2 separate regions of the Homo sapiens genome follow, and region 1 is linked to region 2. The links are chromatin contacts, found by Hi-C or POLR2A ChIA-PET in ENCODE. All regions are on one chromosome and are shown on one strand. Each heading gives the region's core, a stretch centred on a gene start or an enhancer-like site at or near the end of the contact. The rest is flanking DNA. Distances are from core to core; before and after follow the strand shown.

Region 1 (5,551 bases), core at 438-2,937, 96 kb after region 2:
TATCTGTAAAACCATTCATGAAATATTTTATGTTTCCATAGGCTGGCAAGTTCTCATTTTTGTGTGTTAGATTTTCATGGTGACCCTCTGGCTCTATAATTCTTTTATTTGAAAAAACACAACCATGTTTACTCTGTCATTACTCTTCAAGCTTTTTCGTATTTCATTTTCCCTTCCTTTTAGAAGGAGTGTTTTCACACTGTAGCTTTTCTCATTTCTTTATGCAATCACCCTGAGAGATCGAAAGTTATTAAGCATAATAACCTATATTGTGTCAAATTGTGGGTACATCCAAAGTGCAGCCATGCGTGGGTGTTAATAGGAAATTCCAAAGGGTTCATAAAAATATCTTCAGAAGTTTAATACATTCAGAATATATCCAATTAGCATTAGTGGATTTCTAATTTCACTTGACACATTCATCATAATGAATTTTGCTTTTGAAGTAGTGTTCTGTTTAAACTGGCGCTCTGGTCTATGGTAGTGTTTTTTTTTTTTTTTTTAAAAAACAGGCTTACTTTCAACATCCATTTACAAACATTTGTTGAAAAATATTTTAGGAGTATTTGTTTAAACATTATTCCGAATTTACTGCTCCATAAAGCCTAGTGAATATTTAAATTCTTGAATATGTTGCCAGAAAAAGAAGCAGAGATCCAAAAACAAGTATATGACCAGAGTTAGAGCTGAAATAATAGCTTGTTGAAGAAGAGAAAATTGTAATAAATTGCTTTATCAAACTTGCTTTCAAAACCTGTTTTTTAAGTTGGGCACAGTGGCTCACGCCTGTAATCCCAGCACTTTGAGAGGCCAAGGTGGGTAGATCACGTGAGCTCAGGAGTTCAAGACCAGCTTGGGCAACATAGCAAGACTTCATCTCAAAAATAAAATAGCGTTAAAAAAAAAAAAAGAAAAAACAAACCTATTTTTTGAACATTAATTTCAGTGCTCATGCTAGATTTCAGCAGGCTTTGGTACTCATAATTCTTTTTAGAGAAGGATTTTTAACTGTTTAAAAGCAATTGATTCCAGTTATTGATCTCTTTTCTAGACCTGTGCACAATTTGGATTTAATAATCTGTCTTATGTAAATTAAATGTGGTGGTTTTTTTTGTTTTGTTTTGTTTTTGTTTTTGTTTTTGTTTTTTTTGAGGTGGGATCTTCCTGTATTGCCCAGGCTGGACTTGAACTGGGCTCATGTGATCCTGCCTCATTCTCCCAAGTAGACAGGATTATAGGCACAGGCCACTGTACCTGGCTCTAAATGTACACTTTTATAACTGCTAGTTTGGAGTTTTTCTCTCATTGAGAGATTGCTTTGTAATGCTTCCAATGTTAAGAATTTTTTTGTACTTTTCTTATCCTAGTCTCTTATGAAAGAAAGATATAGTAACTACTTCATCAATTTTCATTTTTATTACTGACTTTCACATATCAAGATTCAGAAGTTCTTTAAATATTTAAACACGTATTCTTGTTTAGTCCATATACTACCTCTTTTCTGTCATTTGAACTCTCTCTGCCTCCTAATATATAGGTTATACAGCTGCCTTAAATTAGTGTAAAGTAATACGGTTTCAGTTTTTTTCTTGCCACATCTTGTGCATTCTTTCCTCTGTTTTCCTTTTGACTTTAAATGGAAAGAGAGCAGGCGTATGCGCCAGCAGCATTCTATGCCTGTGACTCCTGAGTAGCCTTTTCCCTCTCCTTTTTCCTCTTGTGTCTGGCCTGTGAATACAGCTGACTGTATACAGGGTTACTGTTGGGGTTATTGTGGGGCAGTGTAAGGTGATGAAGATCTCACTGACTTAGTGTTGATGGCTTGAGTTTGAGTCCTGGTATTACCACTCGTTTGTTGATAATCTTAGGTAAATAAACTGGCATTGCTAAGCCCCAGAAAAATGTATTTAGTGGAACAGATGAAATATGATTCAGTGGTTAGGAAGTTAACTTCTGAAGACAGACAAACCTAAGTTTGAATCATGGTTCACCCCTTAGTGGCTTTGTGGCCTTGGGCAAGTTTCTTTAATTTTCTTATCTATACTGTGAACAGTACTTACATCATAGGTTTGGTCTGAAGATTCTGTGAGATAATGCATATCAAGTGGTTAGCACTTTGCCAGGCACATTGTTAAGTGCCCAATAAATGTGGGCCAAATGTGATAGCTCACCCCTGTAATGCCAGAGCTTTGGGAGGATCCTTTGAGATCACCCTGGGCAATATAGCAAAATCCCATCTCTAGCAAAAAAAAAAAAATAGCTAGGCATGGTGGCACATGCCTGTAGTCCCAGCTACTCAGGAGACTGAGGCAGAAGGCTTGCTTAAGCCAAATGTTCAATGCTTCAGTGAGCTGTGATCATTGCCACTGCACTCCAGCCTGGGTAACAGAGCAAGACCTCATCTCAGTAAATAATAATAATAATATATGTAAAAGTGCTTTGTAAATGATACAGCAATATATCATGTTTTTAATATGGGAGAGCAGAATGACAACCATTATTTTCGTAAAAATGAAAATTACTGTCAGAGATAAGAAAGCTATATATGGGCCAGGCACGGTGGCTCATGCCTGTGATCCCAGCACTTTGGGAGGCCGAGGTGGGCTGATTGCCTGAGCTCAGGAGTTTGCGACCAGCCTGGGGAACACAGTGAAACCCCGTCTCTACTAAAATACAAAAAAAAAAAAAAGTTGCCAGGTGTGGCAGCGGGTGCCTGTAGTCCCAGCTACTTGGGAGGCTGAGGCAGGAGAATTGCTTGAACTCGGGAGGCAGAGAGGTTGCAGTGCGCTGAGATCATGCCACTGCACTCCAGCCTGAGCAATAGAGCGAGACTGTCTCAAAAAAAAAAAAAAAGAAAAGAAAGAGAAAAGAAAGCTATATGCGTATGTACTTAAAGTTCTCCTAACTAGTCAATGGCCTTGTCAATCCCAGGGGACTACTGTTGGGAATGATTGAACAGAACCTGTACACACATTCATTGAGTGCTAAAAGCATTCACTTTTGCTTTGCCCAGGAGCAGACTGGACAGCTCTAACTCTGCAGGGCAGGGTCATCAAGACCAAAATTAACACTACGTTTTGATGTTTTTTAAAAAACAACTATGCTCCAGGGCTTCAAGCATTTTACAGAATAATTTATAAGATGAAGTAACCATTGGATACAGCAGCCTCTTCCATTTAATTTTAAGCGTAGCAACAGATTGACTCCAGAAATATCATGCAGGAATCAGTAGCACAGATAAAGAGCTTTGCTAAAAGCCTGGCTGTGATATATATATATATATATATATATATGCTCATGAATACCTAATTAGTCCATGCAGTGCAATCAACCTGTAGGACTATAAAAGAACAGCAAGTCCCTTCAAATGGTAAATCATTACTTAAGTAACACAGATAACATTAAATACCTCAGGTCAGCAACAACCTTAAAATCAATAGGATACAAAGAAAACATCTATGTAGGACAAATCCACTATTTTGGAACATCTCTCGTTGTTTTCTTTTCCCCATGTTTGGATAATAAACATGGCAGTGCCTCAGGCCTCTAGCACTGTCTTCTATAGCCACAGCCCTCAATACAACACTACCTATGTCCACTGGCCTATGGAGCACTTTTAAAACTACATATTTTGACCTATAAATGGGTTTTGATTACCAGTTTTTTTAATGATATAGAACTAAAATCATCACACATTAGGCTTCTTATTGATTAGTGAAACCTTTGTATTATGTGTGTGTGTATTTATACACATGTGCACACATGTCACACTTGTATGCATATGGCATGTCATGCCAGGTTATGTCATATAAGCATGTATGCCAGGTCATGATGTTAAAATGTATTTCTTATCATGGATTGTGGTTAAAAAAAATACTGATCTCTGGGTATCCCCAACTCCAATCTGAAATCATTGTGATTCTCTCGCCTTCTCAATGTGACTAGTCTTTTTAAAGTTCCTTTTGATCTTCCCAAATGGCATCCCTGTGTCCACTTTACCCACTTCCACCGCCTTGTGCAGTGCTGCAAGAGGACTTTCTAAAGCATGAGACAATCATTTACTCTTTTGCTTGAATAGCTTCCTATTTTCTAAGAGACTAAACTGTAAACTCCATAGCTGGAATTGCCCCTTTTATGTCCTTCAAATATACACACATACCCCTGTATCTCCTCTTATGCCCCAGTAACACTGTTTGCCATTCTTTAAATAGTCCACCTTTCCTCACACCTCTCTGCCTATCAGATTATGCTTTCTTTGCCTAGGACACTATTGAACAAACTTTTTTACATTTTTGAAGACCCATTTCATATGTTGCCTCTTCTTCAAAATCATTCCAGGCCCCATATCCCTGTTCTGTTCCAGATGTGTTCCTCTACTAGGGCTTCAGGTGCCTTGAAGCAGAAAGCAGGGACTTTATTTTCCTTATATTCCCAGCACCTTGCCTGGTGCCTGGCACATAGAAAGTGCTCACTAACGTTAGTTGACTCTTCCCCATAAAACTGGGGTTAGAGTCATGTGTGTCTATTACTTTAGTGTGGCCCTTTCTTCTGAAGTAAAGAGAGATGGGAGATGATCTTTCTTTAAAGAAACTTAAAGGGGAAGAGTAAGATGTTTAGACATGCCTGCAGCTCTGTGTGTTCATTGTCGTTACCTAAAGGAAAATAAAAGCTTATTATAGGTCTCTTGGGCTTCATGTCTCTTGCATCGTGTCAGAGTTAGACACATGTCTAATTTTGATGTTTTTCCCAAAATGTTTTACTACCTACAAGATATTTGAACATCTGTGCCATTCTCTGCAAAAAAGCTACCAACCCTCTCTCATTTTATTTTGGAGTTCCATATCTCATCATGTAACTTGATTCTGATACCCTTTCTGACCTTGAGCACCTCTTCTCAACTTCCGACTGAATTTTACTCAGCAAGTGGCCAGCCTGAAAGTGCAGCCATTCCAGAAGTTATGTACGGTATCTTCAAGGCCACGGATTGAATTTGGGCCCTAATCAGGTGAGCACAGGCACAGATACACAGAAGATCAGACATTTTCCCGGAACCCCTCCAGACCATCTTGCCACACTTTGAACCCTTTCTTCTTTCCCTCTACCCCTAAGTCTTCATACTGTCTTCATGTATACCTACAAGGATCCCTTAGCAATGTCCCAAGGTCCAAAATGATTAATTTTCCTCTTCCTCTTGTTTACCTTAGTACAACTCTTAAGCCTTTAGTGACTGACATTAAACCTGTTTCCAAGAGAAAAATTTCTGATAAGCAAATGCTTTTAGAGTTATGATAAGGCCATATGTGATTGTTACCCCTTCTGGTATTTTCATGTGTTAAAAATATGTTTGATGCACTAGAAATCTCCAGTGGTGGCACTTCAGGTGGTCGAGATAACTCGTGTCACCTGATGGGGCAGAGATGCTTTTGGGTTAGAGTGGGGAGAGTCACACCTGAGAGATTTATCAGTTGAAAAATACTTATCAGGTATCTTTTATGTGCTTGGTACTGTGTTTATAGCAGTAGTCAAAATCTGAAGTAGAATTAGCAGGGGC
Region 2 (6,257 bases), core at 3,682-6,181:
TTAGTGATTTTTTCAGAGGTGAAGAAGGGAACCCTTCCTTTGAATGCAGTGAGTTCTATTAAGAGCACTTGGAACACAGATTGAGGAAGCCATTGATTTAGCCCTGCCTCATGTACCATGTTGATGGGAGACCCAACAAGACTCCATTTCTCTGATCCTCAGCTTTGTCATTTGTAAAGTGACAGCATCAGACCTATGTAACAAAGTTGTGGTAAGGAAGTAATGAGCTTGAAAATCTTTTGAAAAGAATAACATGCAATACAAACTGATTTTAAGTATTACTAAGCATCTTTTTTTAGGTCATGGAGTTCAGTATTATTCCTGTTGAGGCTTTACGAAAATGGAACCATTTTTCAGAGGCTGTTTTCTTTCTGTAGATGAGAGTTGAGACAGTGCTGAATTGAACTGTTTTCACTTGCATATTAGTTTTTTAACCTTGATGTAGTCATTCATGAAACAGAGACCTTAAGTTTTCAGAGGGGTCTTAAAGATGTTCAGCGGACACTCACTCAAACCTGGTAGAGGTGACGGGGTGTCAGAAAGATTCTTAGAAATATGGTGTGTTTGTTTTTTCAAAGTTATTTGCAAGTTTTTATTATTAAGAATAAAATTGCATTTAGCCAAAAAAGGAAATTGGTTAAGCAAAATGATATAGTCACACAATGGATGACATTCTATAGCATCCAAATCATAATTTTATACACAGACACACAAAACAAAAGAAAAATGTTCTCAATAGAAGAAGTAAAAGCAACTCTAATAGCCTGACTTCACCACTGTGCAATCTATGCATGTAACAAAATTACACTTATACCCCATAAATTTATATAAATTTTAAAAAGTAAAAGCAAGTTATAAATTTATGTGAAAAACATTTAAAAATAGGAGCGATTATGCATGTGCAGAATAGGCCAGCAACACTCTACACCAACATATTATAACAGTGGTTGCCAAGAGGTAGGTGAAAATTTTATTTTAATTTTTTGTGTTTTATTCTTGTTGGTATTTTTGGATTTTGCTCTAATGAATTTGTGTTACTTTTGTGATTTGGATTATTTTAAACCTAAATATTCTAGATTATTTAACTATTAGATTATTTAACTATTTAAGATAACTTAAATAGCATTTAGCATATTCTACACTGTGAGGGAATAGAGTAAGGATAATGTTTATGGAGAAATCTGATTTGAATAAATTTCATAGAATCTTTCTTCTTCATCAAAATAACTGTTAGCTCCTATTATTAAAAGTAATATGTTTGTTATGAGGTTTAATGTATTTAAAATCTAAACTCATTATAAACCTCAGAGGCTAAGTTAATTGGCAGTGTCAATAATGATAGGAGATATGTATGTGCAAAATGTTTACTAGTTTGACAGGGTCGCTACTTCACCTGAGCTTCAGAGCCCAGTGTAGTCTTCCTGGGGGCTCAGAGTACAGTTAGGAGCTGCATGCAGCTCAAGCTTTATTTGAAATATGTTTAGAAAAGACTGACACAGCCCTTTGGATTTTGAGGGAATGTGGATAAGAGGCCTGGATTAGATGTTTTAAAAGCTAAAACATGTAGTTATAATTTTAAGTCCTGAAATTTGAATTTGTTGTATTATGCATTATTATTTGATTTAGTAGGTGGTACTAAGAGATGGACGGAGGCATGTGGTCTTTTAATGCATGGAGTATATAGCTCCAAAAAGAGCATTGGTTTTTGTTGTTGCTTTAGGTTGTGTTTCTCGTGGTTTGCCTGTAAGGTCAGCCTAAGGAAGCTACTTTGCCGTTGTGTTTCCTTGGAAAAGGAAGCTGTAAAAGATTGTCCTTGCCGTCATGAAATACTTTGGCTGCCAGCATGAACTCCTGGTGTGTGAATCTGATTTGGGAACTGGTAATGTGCTTTATTTCTCCAGCCACTGTTTTTCTTGGTGTGGGTGAAAAGGAACAAATGTTTTGTACTGATTGTACAAGCCCCTTGCTTAGTGTGAATTGTTAGGCCTGGACTATGAGATCATATACTTGGCTGTAAAAGTAAGTCTTTCCTTTGGATGTAAGAGTGCTGAAATATTTGGTGAGTTCCTACTTACCAAGCATTCTTTATCTCAGATTTATGAAAAATGATTATTATGTAAAAAAAGGAAAAACAGGATGGACTTTTCCAGCTAACTGGGCATGTAACAGTGATTTCCCTCAACCCCACCCCATCTGTAAATGGAACATCCATGACTCACTACTCATGGCCACACAGACACTTTTGTAACCAGTGCTTGAATGGGAGGGTGGGATGGGGATGGAAGGAGATGGGCTGGCACCCCACTTGTGTTCAGCCAGAATCTGTCCAGCTGCCTTTATAATGGACTTCTGAAAAGGACAATGTGCCTTCTCATGCATCATGCTACATATTTTTTTTTCCTTATTGCACTTTCTGTTTGTGCCAGAATAATACAATATATTAAGTGCAATAAAATGTAGCCATTAATACTATAATGTTGTGGATAAATGTTGTATAGCAGAGTACTCTTTCTGTTATATAAGATTTTAGTATTAGCATGAGTTTGGATCCCCGATTATCATATTTCTGTCTCCTGAACTGTGTGCCTTCATTTCTAGGAATTATTTTTCTAGTTATTTGTCCCTGTAAACTTGTTTAATTTGTAGATTATACTTTAGAATTTGTGTCCATCATAGTGCTATAAGAGATTTATATATTGGTTTATGAAGATGATTTTATTACCACACCTAAGACTTTTTAATCATAAATAAGAGATTTCTGTATTTGATATATATCTTTAAATAAATGATTGGTGTTTGGTTATGTGCTGATGTCTAATTGAAAATGACAACCAATTCATGCAGGGTGTCTAAGTGAGAATGAACACTGAGGCAGTAGGAATTCATCCCAAAAGCTGAGGGGGGCTAATTAAGAACCTACATATCTGGTGGGGACCTCAGCCTGATTCCCAGTAAGGATAGTTGCATGTTGTCATAGCAACTCTTTCTTCACAAGTTGAAGACAAGTTAGACGTTAACCTGCACATTCCTCAAGAGATGAAACAGGTGTTGATTTAGGATGTGTTAGGAAGCAGCAGCAAATTCACCAGTTCAATTGATTCTGGCTTTAACACCTTATAAATACTTCAGACTGCCAACTCTCTCTCTGATATGCCTGGAAAATTGGACATTTTTTGTCTTATAGTCAAAACCTTTGGGGTTATGGGGGGAAAAGTATGTTATCATTCATTTCTTCATTAGCTATCCTCATTTACTCAAGTTCTTTTATAAAATATGATTTAAAGATAGTTACAAAAATACCTTTTAAATTCAATGCCACAAAGTCTTTTAAAGCATACATTTGAAATAACTGTAAATGAAACAAGAAAACGTACATGTGATAGTTACAGCATGGCTGTGAGAGTTCGTCTAAATCCTAGCCTTGCCATTGTGTCTCTGCTTTTAATGCAGTGCTTGGCAGGAAGTTGGCGTTTAATAAATACCTGTTGAATGAATGAATGAATTCAAGAGTTTTGAACACTGATGATCCTTAAAGAGTCTCTAGTATTCCAGAATCTGATCTCTTGAAATATTTCTTGATGTTTCTAGCATGCGTTGTGACATTTTAGAAAATGAATCTTGTTACAGACAACTCAAAGAAATTTCCTCCTTTTTGTCAATATTAGTGAATTATTTTCCTGGTATCAAAATGATAGGGTAAAAGTGCTCTAACAGTTGATTGACCTGCACCCCCACCTCCCTAAAAAAACCTTTAAGAAGACACTTGCCTAAGTAATATATCAGAGATCCAGTTATGAAATCCCACAGCTGTCAGAAATGACCTACTGAAAAATGATTTAAATATTTATGAAGCTATGAAATTGTTAGCTGTGGGTTGATGATGTAGAACTCTTCTCTATATACTTTTCAGATTCATTTGAATTCTTGTATGGCTTGGTAAAACTGAAATACATTATGGAATGAAATGAGCAAATTGGTTCTCTCAAATTTAAGATAATAGTACACTTAATTGTGAAAACAATATTGATATTCTGAACCCTGCGAAGACTATATTTGCATGTTAAATGAAGTAAGCACTTTAGAAAAAAGATGGAATCATCTCTGCTTTCCATGTATGATTTTTCCATTTGAGAAACTAATTTAGAAATGGATTTGCGAATCTGACATGTTCTTTAAAAAGAATGTGCCAGACTAACATATCATTAATGGTGGCCTACCCTGTGTGAGGAGGTGAGCCATGAGTAAACATTTTCTCCAAGCATATCAGGCAATGACTGTTTGCTTTAGAATGGTACATTGAGTAAGTTAGTTGCTAGGGCAGAAGGGGGCGGCCGGAACTACTGGCCCTGCCCTACCCAGAGGGCAGAGATGGACCCCTGGTAGCCACTTGGTGCTGAGTGCACAGGCTCCACGGAAGACCATGTGGACGCTGGTAACTGGCCCTGCAGTGGGGTTGCCATATATTGCTTAGTGCCATGTGTACCTGAGAAATTGCTTATACATGAAATTATGATTTTATTTTAAGATTTTTTCAAACATATCTGGTTAAAAGTTCATATAAAATATGTTGAAATGTAAGCCTTTTCACACCCCAATCCCCCTTCCCAAAGGCTACCATTGCTGTACCAGTTTCTTTCGTATCCTTTTGGAAATACTCTATGCAAATACAGGAAAAAAAATTCTTTCCCTCAGACAGAGTGGTAGTTGCTGCCTACACTGTTCATCATTTTGCTAAAAGTTGCTTTGTATTCCTTTGAATAAATTCATGTATAACACTTAACCCAGTAGTTCTCAAGTCTGGTCAGACACTAAAGTCACCTAGAGAGCTTTAAATGTCCAGACTGCTTCTCAGAGATCTTGATTTAATAGATCTGGGCTGGGGCTTTATGTTTGTCTTCATGAAACTCTCCTTGGGTAATTTGCATATGCAGCCAAGCACACTACAATAGTCTTCCCTTATCTGAGGTTTCACTTTCTGCTGTCAACCTCAGTCTGACAATATTAAATCAAAAATTCAAGAAATGGAGCAACTCTGGGTGCACTGCCTGTGAGTTAGCTCTGCTCTGCAAGGAGCAGTACCATTTAAAAAAGAAGAAAGAAGATTCCAGAAATAAACAATTCCTAAGTTTTGAATTGCACACCATTCTGAGTAGCACAATGGAATCTCCACTGTCACTTCATCTTATCATATAGGCATTTGTCATCTCACATCATCTCAAGGAGAAGGAGGGTGACTATAGTATGATGAGATATTTCCTGAGAAAGAGATCACGTTCGCATAACTATGATTATAGTATATTATAATTGTTCTATTTTTATTATTAGTTATTGTTGTTAATCTCTTACTGTGCCTAATTTATAAATTAAACTTTATCATAGGTATGTATGGGAAAAAACATAGTATATACAGGGTTTGGCATTAAGCACTGTTTCAGGCATCCACTGGAAGTCTTGAAAGGTATCGCCTGTGGATAAGAGGGCACTACTGTAATTTTACCAGTCCTCTACTGATGGAGTATTTACTTTCAGGCTTTATTGTTAGAAATGGTGAACTTCCTGGTTGAAAGATTCTTATGCCATAAGCTCAAGTATATTTCCAGGATGAGAACCCAGGTTGGAATTTCTGCCAAACCGCACTCCAGAGAGGTTGCACCTGTTTATACGCCTACTAACAGCATATGATAGCGGCTGTTTAGTGGAGATGATTTAAAGTACCCTGAAGAAATAGCAGTGGTAGGGTGGTGGGGAAACTTGGACCCTAGCTCATTCTTAGTAGTTGTTGATCACTTGTCTAGTTCAACATGTGTGCAGATTGTTAAACTCTTTTACAGCTCAATTTGGCTGTGCTTTCCAGACTTAAAAATGCTCATACTTTTTTGACTCAGTAACTTAAGAGAAAAAACTTTTGTGCATGAAAATGTTTAAAAAAACAAATGTTTGTGCACAAAGATGTTCTTTATATATTATCATTATAATGTTAAATAAAAGGATCTTAACAATTGTCCAGCAGCAGGGAAGTATCTAAATTGTTATGTCAGCTTTGTAGGATAGTAATATAATAGTTAAATGATTATGAAGACAGTGTTAATATAAAATGTTTATGTTAAATGAAAACAACCAGCAACAGTTGGTATCTACAAGATGAATATATTAGTAAAATATGCAAATGTATGACCAAGAACTAGAAAGAAAAACAGAAAAATAATAAAGAACAGTTGACATTATGGGGTGATGAGATTGTGGGTAAATATCCTTTG

What was found. A loop is a pair of places that touch in the nucleus more often than their neighbours do. ChIA-PET counts read pairs that join two places held with the same protein, here RNA polymerase II (POLR2A). Pooled maps may share reads with other maps.
Region 1: a loop to region 2 is called in a pooled map, with 4 times the contacts of the local background. The contact joins two enhancer-like sites. A Hi-C loop is called at or near these places in 3 of 50 pooled maps. POLR2A ChIA-PET finds 5 or more read pairs at or near these places in 3 of 52 experiments (OCI-LY7, T-cell and activated naive CD4-positive, alpha-beta T cell).

Annotation. Positions count from the first base shown.
Region 1 is chr4:158,872,249-158,877,799 of GRCh38, forward strand. All of the region lies in intron 14 of FNIP2 (folliculin interacting protein 2), which reads left to right. Among named protein-coding and RNA genes, the nearest start is that of FNIP2, 110 kb to the left of the region's middle. Within about 2 kb of position 1,688, at least 4 of the 41 ENCODE cell types and tissues checked have a DNase peak (open chromatin) inside an H3K27ac peak, as active enhancers do.
Region 2 is chr4:158,773,305-158,779,561 of GRCh38, forward strand. All of the region lies in intron 1 of FNIP2 (folliculin interacting protein 2), which reads left to right. Among named protein-coding and RNA genes, the nearest start is that of FNIP2, 7.4 kb to the left of the region's middle. Within about 2 kb of position 4,932, at least 5 of the 41 ENCODE cell types and tissues checked have a DNase peak (open chromatin) inside an H3K27ac peak, as active enhancers do.